2 separate regions of the Homo sapiens genome follow, and region 1 is linked to region 2. The links are chromatin contacts, found by Hi-C or POLR2A ChIA-PET in ENCODE. All regions are on one chromosome and are shown on one strand. The core of a region is the stretch at or near the end of the contact, and the rest is flanking DNA. Distances in the headings are between cores, read along the strand shown. Region 1 has its middle 3.1 kb from the start of MIR29B2CHG. Region 2 holds the start of IL24 (interleukin 24).

What was found. A loop is a pair of places that touch in the nucleus more often than their neighbours do. ChIA-PET counts read pairs that join two places held with the same protein, here RNA polymerase II (POLR2A). Pooled maps may share reads with other maps.
Region 1: a pooled map shows a loop between it and region 2 (8-fold over the local background). The contact joins the enhancer-like site here to the promoter of IL24 in region 2. A Hi-C loop is called at or near these places in 1 of 168 maps with a recorded cell type or tissue (gastrocnemius medialis) and 4 of 50 pooled maps. POLR2A ChIA-PET finds 5 or more read pairs at or near these places in 1 of 52 experiments (A549).

Annotation. Positions count from the first base shown.
Region 1 is chr1:207,823,983-207,827,696 of GRCh38, forward strand. No RefSeq gene overlaps it. Among named protein-coding and RNA genes, the nearest start is that of MIR29B2CHG, 3.1 kb to the left of the region's middle. RefSeq lists enhancers at 362-411, 1,958-2,077. Within about 2 kb of position 2,074, at least 25 of the 41 ENCODE cell types and tissues checked have a DNase peak (open chromatin) inside an H3K27ac peak, as active enhancers do; they include gastrocnemius medialis, where a contact is called at or near this core.
Region 2 is chr1:206,895,469-206,899,339 of GRCh38, forward strand. IL24 (interleukin 24) reads left to right here and starts at 1,975. Exons shown (of 7, transcript NM_006850.3): 1 at 1,975-2,147; 2 at 2,263-2,408; 3 at 3,852-3,871. The coding sequence starts at 2,365. It overlaps LOC105372879 (a long non-coding RNA gene), which reads right to left and starts at 650. Exons shown (of 2, transcript XR_007066836.1): 1 at 526-650.

The DNA of each region.
Region 1 (3,714 bases), core at 824-3,323, 930 kb after region 2:
GCACGGCTGTTGCTAGCAGACCTATCGACGGAGCTTGCTTGCTCGCTCGCTCTCTCACTCTCTCTCTCTCTCTCTCTCTCTCTCTCTCTCTCAGCTCTGTGACGCAGATCTAAATTCTCCAGTCTGCTCCTTGTGTTGCAAGAGCAGAACTGCAGCTTTTCCCCTGGAGAGCCGGAGGGCAGTGCCAAGGCTGGTCAAACAAGGCAAAAAAAGTTGGGCCTACACTCTGCTTCCTTGGCCACACTTTTCAGCTCACACCCTCCCACCTCACCCCTCCTGCACCTCACTGCTCTGGGGCATAGAGGTCCCTGTCCTTTCAGGCTCACTCCTTCCCTGAGGCCTTCTCAGGCATAAGAGTAGCTTAACTCTTTGAGTGGCAGCCCCCAGTGCCCAGACAGGGCTGCCCTGTACTAAATGTTGCAACATGTTTTCTTGAGCCATATGGGCTTCTCCAGCCCTGAGAAAAAATGTTCCTCACCCTGACCACTGTCCCATTAACTCTTTGTGCCACAGACAAGTCCAGGATTACAGTCATAGCTGATTTCTGTTGTTTTTTGCCTTTTTGGCCAAAAACCAGGACCTTTTTCTCCCTGGAATTTCTTAAGGACAAAAAGCGTAATTAAAACATTGCCTGCCTACCCCACACATGAGATCCTTCTATCAGGGCAGGAATTTGAAAAACCAAATTGAACTGCAGCCTGAAGAATCCAGAGTAAAACCAGTCTGGATATCCATCCTTCCTGGGCTCAAAATTTTAGGGCCTAGGTAAATACGTTCAATTACTTTTCAAGTAATTGGCCACACAGTCTCAGAGATTTGGGTTGCTGAGTCATTTGTTCCCAAGAAGATCTGACAACATGAAAAACAGCAAAACAGAGCAACAGCCAAGCCTGGACCTGAAGTGGCCAATGACTGGGTTCTCCTCTCCAGCATGGGCAGTCAAGCAAGATGAGCATCCACGAGCCGACCCCCAACCCCTCCACAATGTTCATGCATGGATGTCCACACTCCTGGAAACTCTTCCAGGAAGGGGTGGTCCACCAATGATCTAGAGATGGAGTGGGGTTGTTTTTGGATACTCACAGGTCTCCACTACAGCAAGCAAAGAGCCCCCAACATTTTCCTGCCCCTCCCCCCAGACGCAAAAATGCTTCCAAGAACAACTGAGATACTAAATCACTAGACCCTACATACCCAGATAGACCAAGGGAGTGTTGGGTTCCCACACTGCTACATCCAAAGAATGCAGAAAGGTTCCCGACAACCAGTTGTACCATATGAGCCTAGACTTGACCAGAAGTGAGTGAGATATTCAGGTCCTGGGTCAGGTAACTTATGAAGTCTATGACATCAAGAACCTTGCAACTTCCAGGAAGATGAATGAGAATGCGAGGCCAGGCAGCTACCTTATCCCATATCTGCTTCCCAGGCAGCCTTCTTCAAGCAACTACTCTGGGCCAAAGTTTCATCCGGCAGAAAGAAGGACCACTTGGAAGACAAGCATGGCACTACACAGTTTTAAAAGAAGACCAGAGTATCTGTGCCAGGCTCCCAGCAGGGGGGAAAGTGCTTCAAATTCACACCTTCTGGGCTCCAAGGTTGAGCATGCCAATAAAGAAGTTACCTACTGGTCTGATGACCAAAGGAACGTGGCCTTGATGGCACTAAAGCAAGTCCCCCAGAAAGGTCCTCTGGTTACTTAAATCCCATTTGCCGTAGTTTCCTTCTCCATGGAAGAAAAACATGCCTAAGTTCATGTCAGGACATTCCTGATTTATCCAAGAGCCCAGGATCAAATAAACAAAGGGCTCTGAGCTCTGCCAGGGAGCCTCCTCCTTCAGGAGGCAGAACTAGAGGGAAGTAGGCTTGGTACAGAGCTGGCCCATCACCCCATGAACTTGGTGAGTGACGTGGCTGCTCACTGCCATGGCGATGGGGATGTTACGGGTGGGTGGAAGTGAGAGAAGAGGCAAATAAGTCATGAGAGACGAAGCGAAAGCGAGGCAGGGTCACAGGAGGAACCTACAAAGCCACAGAATTTGTACAGAGGCCGACTGTAGTCTATGACCGCAGCAAAACTAAGCTGAGTCCCTGCAAAGATAAGTCCCCATCTCAGGGGTGCGGCATGAACCAACTATGACTCGCAAAAACCTATGACAACACTACGTTCAGCAAGGCTTTGTTTCCTTTCATTTTCCCTCTAAATCTTTTCCTTCCCATGACCCCGTTGGTACGGCTTTGATGACTGGAAGAACACTAGGGTTTTCGGTTTTGCTCCGGTTTGAATAAAATGACACAGACATACATGGAGTGGTTTTAAAGAGTGGAGAATTTAATAGGCAAGAAAGAAGGAAGAGGCTTTTCCTGTACAGAGACAGAGGGGGGCTTTAAGCCGAAAGAGGGAACCTTGAGTGCGGTGGAAAACAGCCAGTTATATGAGGAGGCTGGAGGAGGCAGGATTAAAACAGTCATTTTAGGTACCTCTGCCCAATTCTAGGTCTTCCTTCTATTAACCTGATTCTACAAGGCACCAAGAACAAAAAAACCCGAATGGGATGACCAGGAAGCAGAAATGAATTCAGTTCCAAAAACATGGGAGGATGTTTACTTAGCAAGCACGCTCGAGCCTACAAGGAAGCAGTTTTACAGGGTGCTGCATGCAGTGTTTGATTTCAGGGGGTAAAGATAACTTCAGAGTGGGGAAAAGGTGCTGGCTCCTTCTACTCACCCTCAGAGGCTTGGGGAGGCCAGGCCAGCACAAACTTGAAAAGGCAAGGCTTCAGCTCAAGCCCAACAGGTTGCCGGCTCTCTTTGGCTCCTCGGCAGCTACCGGACTCAGGAACTAAACAAACTCTCCAGACTTCATGAGCATTCCGTGGCCTCCGACTGATCTGGGTCAAAACTTCGAAATGCCAAAGACAAAGAATTTTTTTCTTTAAAGGGGAATGAGCTGAACTTTGACCCGCCCTTGTTCAGGGTGTGGAATGCAAGCACTGTGTACCGGCCACAAACTCCAGTTCGGCAGGCAACAGCCAGAAAAGCAGTCTTCATGCCGGCTTCATGCCGGCCTCCCTGTCCTGTTTCCTCTTTAGGGCCAACTCGACGGGGTCTAGGTCTTTACCTCGCTCTCCAGACAGGGAAGCTGTGCAGAGGACACATTCCAATCTCTGTTATCTAGAGCTAGAGTGGATGTTCTAGATAAATCTGGCAGCGATCTGGTCTCAGGTGGAACTGACAGGCCCAGTCCACAGCAAGATGGCATTTCTGTTCACTCCCTGGGAGCTGGTGGACAACAGGCGCTTGGTTACCACCTGAGGTAAATCATTTATTAAGTACCTACTAAGTGCTAAGCCAAGATACAGCACAGGAAAAGCATCAGAAACAGTCCATCATGGAGAACACACACATTCCAGCTGAGGCTAAGTATTCCCAAATTTGCATTGCTGATATTTAAAACATCTGCTTACTTTAAAAGCTGAGATCCACTTTTGCAATGAAATAATATCAAACATACTGCTTGGTTCCCAGGCTAGCTCACAAAAGCCCATTTTATCCACTCCAGGAAGTCATCAACTCCAGTGTCTTCAGGGGCCATGCAGGTAATGAAGGAGTACAGTGGCCTGGGGAGGGGATGTGCCCAGTGGAAGGACCGTGCCACTCCTGATGGGCCACCCTCCTGGCTCTGCCTGCTGGGGACCATCTGGGAACAGAGAC
Region 2 (3,871 bases), core at 725-3,224:
CATGACCTCATGCCTCTGTTCCAGCCTGCCCTTTAACAGCTCATCCCACCTGCCTGCCCTCCCCGCCTATCTGCAGACAGTAGTCTAGGATTTCAGCTGCCCTGGGGGCTCATTTTCCCTCTCAGCTTCCTGCTTTAGCTGTCTCCTGCCTCCCACTCACCTATTACTCCAGCACTCTCACCTGGTCTTCTTTTCTGTCTCATCACTGCCTCTTGACATCTTTATCTCATAGTAGTTAGTTAGGGGTTCTTGGTAATGCCCTAAATCCACATGGTGGGAAGGGGGGAGTGGGGGAAGAGAGTGCGCTGTGGGGCTGTGCCTACTTCTGGAGGGTAAGACTCGGGCCCTCCAGGAACAAAGGATTCAGGCTGGTGGCAGCTATAGCCAAGCAGACTGCTGGCCAGGGATTGCAAAGGAGTATTTTGTTTGCTTAAGAAAATAAACAACACTGAGTATGAGATGGAGGGAGGGGGTGTTGGTGCCAGAGAGATTGGGAAGAGTCTGCCAAGGGTGTGTTCTACTCACTCTCCTCTTTTCTTTCATCTCCACTGAGCTGGAGGCAGTTATCCTGTCCCCCACGTCACATTCCTACTCCCGTTTCCCATGCCTGGACCCAGGTTGGGCAAACTCTTCCTGTAAAGAACCAGACAGGAACTATTTTAGGCTCTGTGTGCCATATGGTCTCAGTCACAACTACTCATCTCTGCCTCTGTAGCACGAAAGCAATTAGCAACAATATGTCAACAAACATATGTGACCCCATGAAAACTTTATTTATTATGGATACGGAAACCTGAAAATAATGTCTTTCTTTTGATTTTTTCCCCAATCATTAAAAAACGTAAAAACTACTCTTAGGTCGCAAGGTTAAGCCATTCTCAGCTTAGCAGTGGCAGGCTGGATTTGGCTTGTGACCTACAGTTGGCCAATCCCTGATTCCCAAAATGTATTCCTCAGGGATGTGGGCAAATACTTATGGGAAATGCTGGATTAAACAGAGTTAAGAAGCATCAGACATTTCCAGGACGGGCTAGCACATGCCAGGGCTCTCTAACTGACCTCATTAGGATTCATCTGTTTCATGGAGGATCTTGCAAGACAAGAATTCCTCAAACCTAGAGTCTGAGGACTGTGCTTTGGGAAACACTGCTCTGCTTGATGCCCTCACTGGGCACATGGTAGAATCTAGAGCTGAGTGCCTTGCTAGCTGGAGATAGGGTCAGAGCTCTTGACTGCCCTGGCAGTCTTGACACATCACGCTGTCTGTGTCCCCTGAGTGGTTCAGAGCCACACAGGCCAAGACTAGCCCACCAGAGCACCAGGCCTCCCAGCTTTCTGGGCTTGTCCATGCGTACATTTCCTTATTCTTCCTGGTTTCCAGAACCTAAGGAGAGGCACATTTTGGTTGAGTGATTATAACCCTAGGGACCATGGGTAGCTGCATGTCAGGAAACACTCCTCAACTTCCTGGCCCTGATGGATTAAAGGAGAGGTACTTACAGGTTATTTCTTCGCTGTGGACTACTGTCCCAGCATGAATAGGGCATCATTATTGAATTATTTTGACAGGAAGGAGACTGGTGTATGCTGCACAGTAATAATGTATTTACATGTGTACAGAGTTTACCAAGCACCTCTGTGTTGTTTTTGCCTCTGTTTATTACACTTGCCCTTGGGGGGAGGTGGGACAAATTTTTTAAAAATTTATACATGCAGAGACTGCAGCGCAGAGAAGCTAAGAGACTTGCCCCTGCCCACACAGCCAGTGGTAGAGCCTGAACTCAAACCCAGGTCTCATCTCACCTCAGGGGCTGCTTTCCCCATCGCTGTATTGTCCTTAAAGTGATGGGTGACTAGGCAATGAAGTAATTCTCTAGGAAAGCATGACCAATTTCCCTTTCTCCACCTCCCTCTTTTTCCTCCACCCCTCCCCCATCAGCCCCCATATATATGCCCAAATCTCCACAAAGCCTTGCTTGCCTGCAAACCTTTACTTCTGAAATGACTTCCACGGCTGGGACGGGAACCTTCCACCCACAGCTATGCCTCTGATTGGTGAATGGTGAAGGTGCCTGTCTAACTTTTCTGTAAAAAGAACCAGCTGCCTCCAGGCAGCCAGCCCTCAAGCATCACTTACAGGACCAGAGGTGAGCATGGGGGATTCTTGGTTACTTTTTTTTGAAGGACTAGACCTCTGCTTTATTTGTGAAAAGGGGTCAAGGTGGGGACAGCAGAAGTCAATTTTTTTGAGTGTTGATGTAGGGACAAGACATGACTGTGATGAGGAGCTGCTTTCGCCAATTTAACACCAAGAAGAATTGAGGCTGCTTGGGAGGAAGGCCAGGAGGAACACGAGACTGAGAGATGAATTTTCAACAGAGGCTGCAAAGCCTGTGGACTTTAGCCAGGTGCGGTGGCTCACACCTGTAATCCCAGAACTTTGGGAGGCTGAGGTGGGCAGATCATTTAAGGTCAGGAGTTCGAGACCAGCCTGGCCAACATGGTGAAACCCTGTCTCTACTAAAAATACAAAAAAAAATTAGTTGGGCATGTGTTTTTGATATTTTCAGATACAAAAATCCCAGCTACTTGGGCGACTGAGGCATGAGCATCACTTGAACCTGGTAGGCAGAGGTTGCAGTGAGCCGAGATCATGCCACTGCACTCCAGCCTGGGTGACAGACTGAAATTCTGTCAAAAAAAAAAAAAAAAAAAAAAGCCTGTGGAGTTTGAAAGAACAGAATGAAAAGACATTGAGGGAGATGCTAAAGCATAGCCCCCGTCCCCCGTGACCCATAACCCAGGGGTCGCCGCCTCCCTAGCCCAGGTACCAGCAGAACCGGGTCTTCTCTGGTCTTCCTCCCGGTGTAGGGGTGGGAGGCAGTTTCTTTAGGTGTCAGACCAGTGCCTGCAGTAAGAAAGGTTCTTAAATGATTGTGTAAAGAAGTACGAAAGAAAGGGAGAAAGTAAGAAAGGGAGGGAGCGAGAGAGGAAAGAAGGAAGAAAGAAAGGTAAGGAGGGAGGGAGGGAGAGAGGGAGGGAAAGGACAAAGGGCAAAGAAGGCAGGGGGAAAGAAATTCTCTGCATCAGTTATAATAAATACATAATGGCGTTAGGTTCCCCAGCTTGGAGGCTCTTCACTCAGTCCTTCCCAACTGGCACTTCAGAGGAAGGCTTTAGAGATGATTCATCTGGAAATCTGATGCCTCTCTCTCATTTGGTTACTAAAAAAAGTGAATTTTTAGACTCAAGAGTGAGTGGTTAGTGGAGGTGGCATAGTCTGTGTGTGACCCTGACCTGCCCTCTGTGCCCCTCCCTGGGACCAGGATTAACCCCTTGCTCCCTTGTGATGAGGAGTGAGGGACAGCCGTCTCCTGGGGAGGAGAAAAAGACCTGCCAGCCTATGTGTGCCTAGTGGCTTCAGGGCAGAACTTGGATAAGCACATGTCTAGTTCAGCTCTTTGTTTTCCTGGGTTTGGGCTCCCCAGACGTGGCACATTAGAACCTCCCATTTCTCCACTCTTCTGGGTCAAATTCTGACTCGCAGGTTGTAGGCTAGAGAGAACTGCGATGGAGAAGGAGGAGGTGCAGGGCGTGTGGGTGTGGACGGGCAAGGTGGGGAAGAGCAGGTGGACAGATGGCAAGACGAGCGGCCTTAAGTTTGAGGGGCAGAAAGACCCCTGCTTCACCCCCACTGCACCTTAGCAAGGCTGCCGGTTTGCAATAGTCTCAACTTGCCCATTGGAGAGTGCTCGAGATTGGCCCGGGGAGACCCTCGGAGCATTTTCCCAGGGCATGTAACTCTGGGTCAGAGGGCCGGCCTCACAGGCTGCCTCCCTTTCTTTCAGCAGACCCTTCTGCCCTCCTTTGC